2 separate regions of the Homo sapiens genome follow, and region 2 is linked to region 1. A link is a contact called in ENCODE Hi-C or POLR2A ChIA-PET data. All regions are on one chromosome and are shown on one strand. Each heading gives the region's core, a stretch centred on a gene start or an enhancer-like site at or near the end of the contact. The rest is flanking DNA. Distances are from core to core; before and after follow the strand shown.

What was found. A loop is a pair of places that touch in the nucleus more often than their neighbours do. ChIA-PET counts read pairs that join two places held with the same protein, here RNA polymerase II (POLR2A). Pooled maps may share reads with other maps.
Region 2: a pooled map shows a loop between it and region 1 (5-fold over the local background). The contact joins two enhancer-like sites. A Hi-C loop is called at or near these places in 3 of 37 single-sample maps with no recorded cell type and 4 of 50 pooled maps. POLR2A ChIA-PET finds 5 or more read pairs at or near these places in 1 of 52 experiments (activated CD4-positive, alpha-beta T cell).

Annotation. Positions count from the first base shown.
Region 1 is chr6:106,136,739-106,143,538 of GRCh38, reverse strand. No RefSeq gene overlaps it. Among named protein-coding and RNA genes, the nearest start is that of PRDM1, 54 kb to the right of the region's middle. RefSeq lists an enhancer at 1,711-1,760. Within about 2 kb of position 2,023, at least 6 of the 41 ENCODE cell types and tissues checked have a DNase peak (open chromatin) inside an H3K27ac peak, as active enhancers do.
Region 2 is chr6:105,787,402-105,794,869 of GRCh38, reverse strand. No RefSeq gene overlaps it. Among named protein-coding and RNA genes, the nearest start is that of LINC02836, 160 kb to the right of the region's middle. Within about 2 kb of position 3,074, at least 3 of the 41 ENCODE cell types and tissues checked have a DNase peak (open chromatin) inside an H3K27ac peak, as active enhancers do.

The sequences.
Region 1 (6,800 bases), core at 774-3,273:
TGGTCGAGGGGAAAGTGAACCGGGTGTGCTCCAGCACAGCCAAAACCCTCTTTGGGGTTTTCTGGCATGGGGATAGCATAATTCACATGGCGCAGCGATTTAAAAAAGAAAAGAAAATTAGCCTCCCCAGACTAGAATCCTCACCTGTCACCTACCTCCCACTCTGCCTTTCTCAGCATAGCTAATGTGAATTGTGTGCTTTCTGTGCCAGGCCCTATTACATACAGTCTCTCATTTCACTCTTATATCCACATAGGAGCTCAATTTTACAGAAGAGGAAACTAAGGCACAGAGAGGTTAAGTGGCTTGTCCAAGGACACACAGCTAGAGCACGATAGGCCTGGGATTTGAATGGTCTTCCTGGCTCCAAAGCTCATGCTTCCCACCTCTGGTATTTAGGGACCATAATCCCATTGGAATCTCTCTAATGGCATCAACCCTCTCAGTCAGTCAGAGGGCCAAATGGAAACAGAAAATATTTCAGGATCTCTTGTAAGCCTGAAAGAATTGCTTAAGAGATGTTAGGAAGGCAGGAGTGCTGGTGCTGCTTTTCTGCATTTTGAGTTCTGGTTGGGCATTTGTTGCCAGGGACAGTCCCCTTGGTGCAAGAAAGGAAGCACCCAGAGGAGATTTGCTGCTGGAAGGGCAGGATGTATGTGCGTGTCTGTGTGTGACCCTGCCACCCCCAGCTCAGGATGGAGAAAGCCAGGGATTCTTAGCAGGCAGAGAGACTGGTTTAGTTGCTTTAGCTGCCCGTAATTTGAACTCCTCAACACCATTTCCACTTCCATCCAAATCCACTTACACATGCTGCTTGAGTCCTTCTAACTTTATAAGCATAAAGGCATAGATGCTGGAACAAAAGGCTTTCTGCAACCCTTCCCACCCACAGGAAAGGTCTGGTGTGGGCAATTGTGCCTTTGTTTGGCTTCACCTTGCTGTGCCTCCAAGGACCCCACCAACTACGCATTGAACTTGCACTTCCTATTCACAGAGAGTGCAGCTCTCAGTAATCCACATTAAGGCTTTTGGACTCAGTTCTGCATATTGTTCCTATTTTACATCCTACCTCATCAACGTGAGGCCATTCCTCTCCCCTGAGGAGTGACTTTGGAAGAGTGTGACTGGCAGGGAAGCTGAGAGCTGAAGAGTCATGCCCAGGATGGAACTTAGCTATAGAAAGCCTTTCATCTGGCCGTCTCTCAAAGCCCTGAGGGCTATAATTAATCCTCACAACACCTCTGCCTGGTAGGTAAGTGTGATCGCCTCATTTTTATAGATTGGACAGGGAGGCATGGTACTATTAAGTGACTTTCTTCAAGGCAGCACCTCCCTCAAAGAGCTGGGACTTGATCATGGGGTGATTCTACTTCTGAAGTGGGGGGAAGAGCAGACAGTGATACCAGGCTGAGTGAGCAGGTCAGGCCCTTGTCACCTGACCACCCTTCCCTCCTCAGTACACCAGCACACCCTAAATGTGGCTACTAGTAGGGGGTTTCAAAAGCGTCTCAAAGACTTAAGAAGTCAAAGGGAGGGTGAGGAGTAGAAGAGAAAGAGAATGAAAAGCAATAAATAGCCCAGGCAGAGGTTAGAGGTTCTCTCTGACTTCCTGTAAAGTATAATCCGACCAGCCACATGTGAGAGAAACCAAATGTCATGCAAAGCAGTGAAATTGTCACCCTCAGGATGCGGGGCGGGGGGCCCCTGAGACGAAAGGTCAGAATAATCCCTTCTCTAGCAAAGCTGAAGTCCCAGCACTATTTTTAGAAGCTCCTAGAATTTGCAACCTATTTTTAGGAACTCCTAGAATTTGCCACCTGCTAAGATATAAGAAGAGCCAAAGAATTAGAGTTCATCACCCTGGAGTGTACAGTCAGCTCTCTCCACCTTAGCCGATGGGCTTCTGAGAAGGGTACGTAGAACAGATGTTAGTTAAGTGAATCACCTTGAACACACTCCCAATGGTTAAAGGACTTGGGTGGAGAGCCAAGGTGAAGAGCCAGTCATCGCCCTGCCTGTGCAGCTTAAGTTTAGTCTAGTGGTTAGGAGTAGAGCCTTTGAAGTCATGCAGACCCGAGCTCTGACCTCAGCCCCACCTCCCACCGTAGCCATGTTGCCTGGAAAAGTGGCTTGACCTCTTTGAGCCTTAGTTTCTTCATCCATTAATTAGGGCTTGCCATGCCCTCCCTCTCAGGGTGATTGTAAGAGTTCCTTATGATCATACTAGTTCCTGGTAAGCATTCAATGAACAGCAGCTATTATTACACTCTTAAGTTTTATGTGTTGTTTTTTTTTCTTTATTAAAAGGATATCTTTTTTATTTATTTATTTTTTTGAGACAGAGTCTCGCTCTGTTGCCCAGGCTGGAGTGTGGCACAATCTCGGCTCACTGCAACTCCGCCTCCCTGGTTCCAGCGACTCTCCTGCCTCAGCCTCCCAAGTAGCTGGGACTACAAGCACATGCCACTACACCTGGCTAATTTTTGTATTTTTTAGTAGAGACAGGGTTTCACCATATTGGCCAGGCTGGTCTTGAACTCCGGACCTTGTGATCGACCTCCCAAAGTGCTGGGATTACAGGCGTGAGCCACCGCACCCTGCCAAAAGTGTATCTTTCCTAGCTGACTGAAGTGATGATTGGAGAACTCAATTTCCCTAGGATTCTAAAACATACCATTCCTCTGAGCTGGTTTAGAGCGCCCTCTAAATCCAAATCTATGAAACACGATTGATTTTGCTTGGCCTAGAAGTGCCCTTGCTCATGTCCCTGGGGAAAAGCACAGATCAAGATGGCAGCCTACATTGTTTCTGGGCTGATCCAGACAGTCACTGAGCTGAGCCCACTCCCTTGGTTTCTCAAGAGGACCAGCACTATTTGTCTCATAATAGAAGTTCTGAAGTAATGGTTGAACATTTTTCAGTTACCCCCTTGAGAATTTGATAAATATTATAGCTCTCTCTCTCTCTCAAAAAATGCCTGTGTACACAAAGTTTGTGCCGTTGCTTCTCATTATTCGTGGTGGTTATTCTATAAACTCACTTGGGACACTGAATTAACAAATTCTGAACCATCACTCCAGGGAAACATATGGTTAAGTTCCTGAGAGCCCTGGTCACAACATTTTCATCAACTGATCAATATATAACCTTGTGCCATGTGTGTTTCTGTTTAAAGATCCCTAATTTTATACATATTGTTGATTTTGTTAACATAGAACTCACAGCCAACAGCACCATTCATGCCCGAAGGAAGCTTATCTAGCCCATGGATTTTCTCCACAAGGTATATCACAGCCTTCTTGCACTTAGGAACATGAGATGCACCTCCGCACTACACTCGGAGGTCATTGTAAATGGTGAAATCACTAACAAAATACATAAAGAGGAAAAAAACATGGCTTTGAATAGACTGCGGAAAGTCACTTGTTTACAGCATGAGTGCTGCGACAAGAAGGCAAAGTGTCACCTTGTTCAACCTCAGCTGGGAATGTGCATATTAGGTGACTCGAATGTGCTGCTCTGCATCTGTGCATGTCTGCAGATGACTGCAAATGCTTCATGAGTGTTGATTTGGGGGTTATAAAGTTTAGTGAGTAGATAAATTTGCAAATACAAAATCTGCAAATAATGAGAGTTGACTGTATATAGTTTGGGTATTCGAAGCCCATGAAAGCCAATTCTATGGGAGTTGGGACAAAGGGAAGCATTTTATTTTTTGCAACCCATGGGAACCTATTTAAAGTAGGAACGAGTAGATGTCTTTCTGTAAAGGTATAGGCATCCTTTACCAGGCATTTCTATTCTTTTTTTTTCCCCTGATATTTTATACCTCTGAATTTTTCTCAAGACCTGGTAATTAAAATCAGGCATCTGAAAAAAGAAACATATTATTATAAAAACTAAGAATATTTGGTGCTTTCTTACATTTATTATTATTGGACTTAGCAGTAAAAATGTTTTTCTTAAGCAAGCCTGATTATCACTCGTGAAAAATATGCATATATAGGCTGGGCACGGTGGCTCACACCTGTAATCCCAGCACTTAGGGAGGCCGAGGGGGGGGCGGATCAAGAGGTCAGGAGTTCAAGACCAGCCTGGCTAACATGGTGAAACCCTGTCTGTACTAAAATTACAAAAATTAGCTGAACATGGTGGCATGCACCTGTAATCCCAGCTACTCGGGAGGCTGAAGCAGGAGAATTGCTTGAACCTGGGAGGTGGAGGTTGCAGTGAGCCGAGATCATGCCACTGCACTCCAGCCTGGGCGACAGAGTGACACTCTGTCTCGGAAAAAGAAAAAAAAAAATGTGTGTGTGTGTGTATATATATATATTTTTAAATATATATTTCTATATATAAATATATTTATAAATATATAAAATATGTATACAAATGTATACATATATGTATGTATATATACACACATATATACACACAGATACAGAAAGATGGGAAAGAAACAGGAAAAAAATGAATAGTGTTAGGGTGGTAGAATATGAAATCTTTTTTTCTTTCATAATGTGCTCCTCAGTGTTTATGTTATGTGATCTCAGACATAAATTAACAACAAAAAACTTCAATGAAAACAATATGTCTGGAAGTAGAAAAAGACTAATGAAAATATATTCAAACACAGGAAAATTAATAATCTTTAATCATTTATTCCTTGGAAATCCATCCACATTGGCAAAAAAAAAGATTGAGCTCCGTCTCACCGATTGCTTCTGTTTTGCATGATTCTCTGAGGGCCATGTTATTCATTTCCAGAGTGGACTTCAACATTCTAAGCCCTTTAGGGGCTTTCATTCTGGCAGACACATGATGCTAAGACAGAAAATAGACAACCATAATACTGCAGTCAAGAAGCAAACGGCCCAGATAACTAGTACATCACCAGGGTGGCTTTGGGAACATGTGATTTTAGGAAAATTACCAAGGAGAAGGTCCAGAGAGAAATCGCCAGCAAGAGTGCATGTAAAGTAGTCTATAATGAGACAGGTTGGACACAGGCGTGGCCTATAGCCTTTGAGCACCTGTTGTGCAATTCACATGCCCAAGTGCTTTTGTAAAATTCCCGCTGAAGGCCTCAGCAATCAGCCAGTCCAGGTTTTAGTGAGCACATTCTATATGCCAGTCTGGACTACATGTGGCCGATACCTAGACTGGCTTCAAGTCACTCTCTGCTTGGGAAGTCCCGATTCAGTCATCAGAGAAGCACCCACTATGCAAGAGAACTGTAAGAAGCAAGACCCTGAGCTCCTACTGGTGCCAGCCCATGGTCTAGGCTCTAGGGACAGGCTGCTGAACAAGAGGAAGTTCCTATCTTCGGGGGCTCAGACATTGTCTGTGGCAGAGAAGGACGATGAACATGAAACTGAGTAAATAAACAGGATCCCTTCAGACAGAGATGAAGTGCTGTGAAGGAAATAAACAGCAACATGATGGAGAATGCTTGGCCTCTGCAGGGGTAGCATTTGAGCGCTGGATGCTGGAAAGTGAGCCAGCTGTGGCAATATCTGGAGGGAGAGTTCCACTGGCAGAGGGTCTGTGGTGTATGTGGCAGATCAGGAGGAAAGCAGTCCACAGGGAGAGAAAGACACCAATAAGAAAGGCATCCTCTAGGGAGGTAGAGGAGGTGAAGTAATGCTGGACTTTGTGCTATAGGCTGCAGTTGCTGCTACTTTACCTGTGCTCCTGTAAAGACATTGCTAATCTAACCTTGCCTTCTCTGCCACCAGGCCCAGTGGCACCTCTCAGGCAGGCACTACCAATCAACTGGAGTTGATGAGTGAGGTAAAGACTGTTTCTCATTGTACTATAAACGTTAGGAAGCCTTTCAGGATTTTGAGCAAGGGACTGTCACAATAAAGGCAGTGTTTTAAGAAAGATTAATCTGACCATGGTATGCAATATAACTCGGAGGGAACTGAAGTGGATGTTCCTGAGGCCACTTAAAAGAAAATAGTAATTGCAGACATTATTTAAGCACCTACTACATGCTGATCCTTTATTTATTTTCATCAACCTCAAACGGTAGATATTGTTATCCCTTTTGAGCAGATAAAGAAACTGAGGCACAAAGAAGGTGTCATTTGCCTAAGTGGAGAAACCAAGAGTTAAACCTGAGTCATCGGTTCCAAACCCGCTTGCTATTTCTCTATGCAGAGCTGATATTCTAAGTTTAAGGTGATAAGAATTTGGGGTGGGGTCTAAAAAGATTGGACAGACATGAAAAACATAAAGGAAAAATTAGTGGGAGTTGATGACTGGATATTAGAAGGAAGGCAAGAGTAAGGCCAAAGATAATAACAAGAAAATATGTCTTGGTTAGTGCGTAGAAAAAAGTCTTTAATCGTACACATCAAACTGTTAACAGTGATTGCTCCTGAGGAGTGAGATGGAGAGTTGCAGCGGGGAGGGGAAGACATTTTTACTTGTTACTCTATAAGCTTCTGCCTTTTTTCAATAATTATTTTTAAATAATTTAATAAATAATTTTTAAATTAAATTTATTTAAAAATAATTCGGAGGGTTTTTTTCCTCCTGAGTGACTGAGAGATGCCACTGATGGAATTGAACAGATACCAAGCTTTGGCTTGGGGGTAAAGACAATGCATTTGGTCTCAGACACTGAGTTGAATGAGGTGATGGTGGGAGAGCTGCGGGGCCATGACCCACAGGGTTTTCTTTTTTTTTTTTTTTTTGAGACAGAGTCTCACTCTGTCACCCAGGCTGGAGTGCAGTGGCACGATCTCGGCTCACTGCAACCTCCACCTCCTGGGTTCACGCCATTCTCCTGC
Region 2 (7,468 bases), core at 1,825-4,324, 350 kb after region 1:
ACCAAAAAAAAAAAAAAAAAAAATCCCTGAAACCAGAAGAAGAATTCCTTCCAGATCTAGAGTGTCTCCCTCACTTCTTACATTTGACCATTCGCCACAATTTAGGGGACCCTGGCTGGGCCCAGGGGGCTGGGCCGCAGCATCCCAGGCAGGATGCTTCAAAGTCACTCACCTTAGAATGCAGCTAGAACTGGCAAATGCTCACCCCAGTTTCTCCACTGATTAAATGGGAGGACTGGTGCTGACCTGATTAATAATCTTTCTTTCTGGAATAATAATGAAAGATCTCTAAAGCCCTCCTCGTGAAACGTGATGCCAACACAGCAGGACCTGACTGTGAAACCAGTTCCCATGGCAGACAGCCACTGTAGAGCACAGGTCGCTTTCACTGGGAGCCACTCCTGGTGGCCTGTGTTGTAAGCCTCCTTCCCATTACATAAGAAGAGTGGCTCCTTCCCCAGCCGCAGCAGCACTGCCAGGCAGATCTCATGAACTGGTCCCTGAACTTTAGACCTTGCTTTCTCCGTGGTCACAGACAGACTGGCTCTCTTTAGAGAAAGCCTGTTCCTGCCTCCTTCCAAACTGCTGGAGTTCCCCTTTGCCATTCACAGGCTCACTGGTTTCAAAGGTGGTTTCTTTCTTTCTTTCTTTCTTTTTTTTTTTTTTTTGAGATGGAGTTTTGCTCTTGTTGTGCAGGCTGGAGTGCAATGGTGCTATTTCAGCTCACTGGAACCTCCACCTCCTGGGTTCAAGCAATTCTCCTACCTCAGCCTCATGAGTAGCTGGGATTACAGGCATGTGCCACCACACCCAGCTAATTTTTGTAATTTTTGTATTTTCTCCATGTTGGTCAGGCTGGTCTCGAACTCCTGACCTCAGGTGATCTGCCCACCTCGGCCTCCCAAAGTGCTGGGATTACAGGTGTGAGCCACCGTGTCTGGCCCTCAAAGGTGGTTTCTGTAAGGTAATTAAATCAAATCCAACTGAGTCATTTTCTGGTTTTCAAAAGCCATGAATGGCAGAGCAAAGCTTTTCAGAGACCTCTGGAGTAACAAGGGCACATTTGTCACACCCAACCAGTTTCCTGGTTGAAATGGAGACAATTATTGGGTGTTCATATTATAGTCAGCAATAGAGTGATATATTGACCACTGATAATATCACTTGACCTTCCCATTTCTGAGAAGTGCCTGGTCTGCCGTGTATAGCAAACTGCACTTACATAGAGGAGGCTAGGTGGTAGGAAAACATTTTCCCGATGCATTGGTCCTGAACAGTAAGCAATGCAGGTGATATTGATATTGCTGAGTTTAGAAGACTCTGTAGGCATTGATCTTCCCATCTGAAAAATGGGGAGGCAAGGGAAGATGATCTCCAAGTCCCTCCTAGGGTAAACAGGATTCTCTGAATTAGTGACAATCTTTTGGATTAAGTGGAAATGAACTCTGTGTCGATCTTTTGTTAGCAACTTGCCAAATGACCTATCTGGGCAAATGACTTCCTCATCTGGGCATTGGGCTTGTGTGTCGACTTCCTGCCCTCTGGTGTACATTCTTCTCCCTTCACTGGAGACTCTAGACTGTCAGAATGCCTGGGGGAGGGACTGGAAGCATCCGTGGGGCACCAATAGGTGTCTGCTGTTGCTACAGTGCAAAAGAACATTTCAGGGCAGGGTTAGCTGGATTTGTCCGTATTGCAGATGAGAGGGAGTTTTTAGGACCCAGTTCCAGCAATTTTTCCTCCTCTGCACAGGTGCCATGCATCACCTTTTCCTCCAATCTAGTCTGAACTAGATTCAAACTTCCCTTCACTCTCAAAGGGTTTCTCATGTCAGTGAAATTGCTGCTTCTGGGTGCAAGTTTCCTGTGCCTCCTACAGGTAACAGTCGACTGATGGTTTGAATCCAAGGGTCTCCCACTGACATGACTGCAGGGGTCAGGCAGTGTGTAGTCATTTCAGCGTGAGACTCTTGGATCCTTGGATCCTTTTGATTTACAACAAAGAAAAATGGGGCACCAACAGGCTGTTCCTATAAGGCATATGTGTTAACTGGTGGGGCAAGGAGGACTCTGTCCTCCTTTAGCATTTCTCCCTTTTGCACCCATTAAATAAGAGGAGAAAATGTGGCTGCCTGTTGGCTGAATATGACCTGTTGATATGTTTTATTTTGTCTACTTCCAGTTTAAAACAAACTCATATTTAAAAACTAAGAACATAACTTTGATTTAGTTGGCAACACATGTAAAGTCAAGATCTTAAATAAAAATTTAGATTTCCAGTTTTTCATGAAAATTTCTAGCCACACTGGGATCTCTATTTCTATAAGGTCACACCTAGCTGAAGCTCAGAGGTCGTTGTTCCCATGCAATGGTTCAGGCACTCTCCATGGTGACAGAACCCACCTGGCCCATTTTACTGTTTACTTTTTCTGCCTGGCCCTGGTGGTCATTTCAGTGTGAGACCCTTGGATTCAATTGATCAATTGACTGTCACCTACAGGAAGCACAGGAAGCCTGCCTCCAGAAGTAGCAATTTCACAGACATGAGAAACCCTTTGAGAGTGAAGGTAAGTCTGAAAGCATCGAGAGGGGCAAGGTTCTAGAGGGAGGTTCCATCTCAGGCCTTGGGCATCACACAGGTATTGGGCCAGGGCAGTGGGGCAGGCAGGCACCTGAAATTGAGCCCAACAGCACAAACGGGTGGTGCCCCAGGGAGGAGAACCTGCTTTCCTTCTCTCATGCCTTGGGTCAGCCCTGCGATTGCATCAAAGTCCAGGCCTCAGCATGACCTCCTAATATCAGCAGGGAAGTCTAGTTGGTACGTTCATCAATAAGGTAATATTTAACCTCCTATTTTTAGCTCTATTCATTTTTTTTTAAATTACCCTCAGCCTTCTTAACTATTAGAACCCATGAGTGAAGGATCATGCCCATGACTTCTTAGATTTTCATGCTCCTTATCTTTCACAACAGGGACCTTGGCTTAGCCAATATTTTCATGCCCTAATAACTGTAATCAAAGCTTGGCTTGGTCATATGGTAATAAATAGTTGCCCATCTGGGACAAGGCCCTGTAAAACACAGAACAGGAAATCCCACATCATTTGGAAAGTTGTACTTTTAGTTTCATAACTCAACTTTTGCTTAACAAAGATAGCTGTTATTGAAACTGAGCCTTTACAGCATAAGAAATGTACTTAAATATTTGTGAAAATCATGTCTTCATACAAAGTATTTTCCTATATGTCATCTTTTTAGAGTATCGCCCTGATCTGCTGAGGCAGGCAGAGATGTTATTATTATAAACAATTTATGAAAAAGAAAATTGGGGTTCAGGAAAATTTAAGTGACTTTGCTCATGTCTCACAATTAGGTAAACAGAATCATAACAGGTTCCTGAGGTTTCTGATTCTCCTTCCACAGATCTTTCCAGCCTCCCTCTGCTGCCTGTGTGTCATGGTGTGTGTGTGTGTGTGTGTGTGTGTGCACGTGTGTGTACAACACATACCAACACAGATGGATGCCAGTGCAGAGAGGCAGAGTTGTTGTTTTAATCTAGGAAAAACTTGCAAAGTCTTTTGATTTGGAAAAATAGCATATGTTTGCTTATAAAATATGTATGGTTACTTAAAATTAAAAAGAAGCACTCCATGAAAACTTAGAGAAAAGATTCCATTACATTGAGGGGATTATAGGACAAAAGACTTTATAAGCTTATTTTTCTTTATGGATTCAGGGCCTCTAACAAAATAGTGTTTTGATTAGTTGTTTATAAGAAAATGTCTATAACGTATGATGCTATGCAGGAAATGTTTTCCTTAATTGTTAAATATGTAATGACTATTTTCTATGTATAAAATATGCTAAAGAAAATTCACAAGTTCACAATTCTATTATTCAGCTACTGGTAGCAAATCTGCATCTATTTCCATAAGGCTTCATATTTCACCTAAACAACTCCATCCTCATTTCTTGTTGTTGTTACTTTATCAAAACAAACACAAAACAAATAGAACATACTAGACAGATTAGCAAGATTAGTTGCTTGGATAATGGCTGCCACTAGGAGTGGTATGTTCATCCTACCTCCTCCTTTCTCAAATTGAGATCATGGCTCTGCCTCTTTAACTTTCAAATCTACTCCACGGAGTTTGTTAGCCTTTTCTGCTTTCTGTTTTTTGCTTTGTTTTTGGCCAACTAGCAATGTATTAGAAACATGCTGAAAGCAAACTTGACTGTTCTATAGAATTATTTATACAGTTTTAAATATTTGACCAGTTTAAAATATTTTGAATCTTCAAAATGAAGACTTCTGTAAAACTTTGTGTGGAGATGGAAACTGTAGTGTATGTCTTAGGAAAATATTATTCTCATATAATTCTTATATAAATAATTCATACAAAATAGTATTCTTTATATAACTTATAAAGTAGAGGTGCTCGCTTAGTAGAAAAAATTACTTTGAAATGCCTAACACGTTTGTTTCAAATAATTATTTTGTGAGATTTAAAAAAAATCTAGATGTCATTTTTATGACATCTAGTGACCTTGTTTTAATCAAGTTTTTACAAAATCAAAATGCAATTTTAGAAAAACTGTAAACATCTCAACACTAAACTTGTTATTTTCAGGAAAGTGTGCTCTGTATTTGCTAGCTAAACATTTAGCCTTTTAACACAAAACTGGGGTTGGCTTGATCTGTGTAGGAAGTGACCTTCATTTACTACCCCTCCCTACTGAATTCTAGCTTAGTTTTCAGCTTCAGTGCCAAGTGTTCACAGTGTGAAGTCAGCTACAGAGTGTTAATAGTTCTTTCCTCATCATCAGGAACCAACAGGCTTTATATGATCATTTCTTCAAATTAAGTCTACAAAGAAAACGTTACCAAAATGTCCAGATTTCTTTATCTGCTCGTTTGCACCTCCTCATAGGAATCTTACTAATGCCAGCTTTAGCATTAATCTTTCTATGAGTTTTTTTTAAGTACACTTTAAAAATTCCTGATTCTGTGCATTTGATCATGTTATTTCCCCACTGGAAGGGTCCATTCTAGTTTTATTTTCCTGGTGGAAGCCTTCCCCTGTCTTCAAGCACCACCTCAAATCTCACTTTCTTCATCAAATTTCCCCAGGATAGGTGTTTCCTCTGGACTCCTATACAGTTTATGTCTAAATCATTATTTTGGCATTCAGCATTCATTCATTCATTTATCAGTTTTTAGGACACAAAGGTAAAGTAGGCAAAGATCTTTCAAGAACTTGTAATTTAATAGGGTGATGGCCTATACTTTTATTAATTCATTAAAAAATAAGCTCATTGCATATTAACATTGTTAGCATATTTGAAATGAAAAAATATTTCAGAACCAAAATATGAGTGAGAAGAGTGGCATTCTTTTTTCACTTTTAGTAAATGAAAATAGCCTAATAATTATGGCTTCATAAGAGAAAGCTGGACTCCTGGTCTGCTTCTGCATTCAATGCAATATCACAGATCATGTCACCTCTAGAAAAGTCCACTGTACACTCACGAGAAATGCAAATTAAAAGCAAATAACATAATTATATATCATTAGGTATTATTATAAAAATATTTTTTCCTTACTGGACTCCCTGGGAGTCTCAGTGTCCCCCAGAGGTCTCTGAACCACACTTTAAGAACTGCCAGTTTATGCTATACAGGGCTATTCACCTCTTTTGATGGATATTCTGTATTTGCTCTCTCATTAAATTGCTACCTCCACAAGCACAGGGATTGTGACAGGTGCTCAACAAAATGAATAGCTGCTGCTGCTGCTGATGATGGTGTTTGTGTGTTCACATTTAAAACCATATATATCCACACGTATATACATACCTGTGTATATCTATCTATCCATCTATCAGTTTATCAATCACGAGTGTTTTAGGGAGGTAAAGTTCACGTACTCGTAATACTGTTAAGTATTACTGTTAAGCTGTAGCTGGCTGTTAATAATTTGCGTAAAGGTAGTAACAGAGGTAATGTTAGTAATAAAGCTAATTACTCTTTCTACGAAGAAATTAGTCAGAAAGGAAATTCATGTCCATAGACAGGAAGGAAAACTAACAGTTGCACTTTGGCAAATTTTAAATTCCTAGGGCTTTTGGTACCACTTCATCATGTTCCTTTCCTGCTTGGTGACCGATGGCAGGTATGGTCAGATTTGCACGTGAATAAAACATACCTGGAAACCCCAGCCTTGAAATCTGCCATAGGAAGTTCATATTCTTTAGCAATTTCTCAGGTGAATTACATCAGGAAGCGCTTAACAGGTTCTTTCAGGAATCAGTATTAATATACCTTCCTTAAGGCTCAAAAAGAGAAACAAAATGTGCCCTGGCCACATATCCCTTCCTCAGAACATGCCATTCTTAGGCATGTCAAAGCAGGGCTGAGTCTCACATTATCTTTCTCCAATGTAAGCCTTGACCAGACTTGATTTGCTTCAACTTATACATTCAAGATGAAATGTAGCCACAAAGAGAACTTTAAAATCTTTTGGCACTTACAACTAAGTATTTATACATCAGTCTTTCTGGAGCTGATGTATTTCATTTCTATTTTGTAGGTGGAAAGAACAGGTTAGTACAGATTGAAATGATCAGACGCATGGGATGAAAAACCATAAACTTACACATTGTTAAAGCTCGAAGGAGTTTGGAGATTGTCTTGTGTGTCCAACACTCTATTTTACAGTAAGGATGATGAGACCAGAGATGTTAAGCAACTTGCCTGGGGACTGTGAGCTTTCTCTCTGAGTCTCTGAGCTGAAGGTCTTTTGTGTCCCGTTCTGTGCACCAGCCCAGTGAGTGGCTGTGTTGAGCCTTTCTCACAATCCAGGCTTCATCTCCCTTAAAGGCTGCACTGTACCGAGAGCACATGTTTAACATGAGGCATTGGGGACATGGTCTCTGCCGCCAAATGAGTGACAAGAGGTGCTTTTGCGTTGCTCTTAACAGGGCCACCATGCTTCTGAGTGAGGCTTTGAGCAATGTGTCCAAGAGATCAGGACACCGGGCAAGTGGTTCTCAGTGCTGGCTGCCCATTCCAACCTGCTGGGTTTGGTTTGCAAAATTCCAAGACTTTGGCCCCTATCAATGAAGTGAGAACTGGGGAAGGGGATATTGTGAGCATCACACTAGGTAGTTCTCGTGCACACAAGAGCATGATCTGGCCATGCTCTTTTCTCAGACCCTTGGTCTCTTCTTCCTCCAGCCAAATTAAGCTGCTCTCTTAGCCCTACAGGAGAGGCAGCACCCATCACAGGCCTTGCTTCAGAGTTTCAGGAAGATCTTGCTGAGTTAGTTGGGCAGAGAGTGCACTGCCCCTCAAGGCAAGTGACCACGCACCTCCGGCTTCGTGAAGGACAAGTAATTTTATGACACATGGCTTCCTGCTTGTCTGCATGCTGCCCACCACACCACACGCCTGGCCTTCCGTGAGCAGAA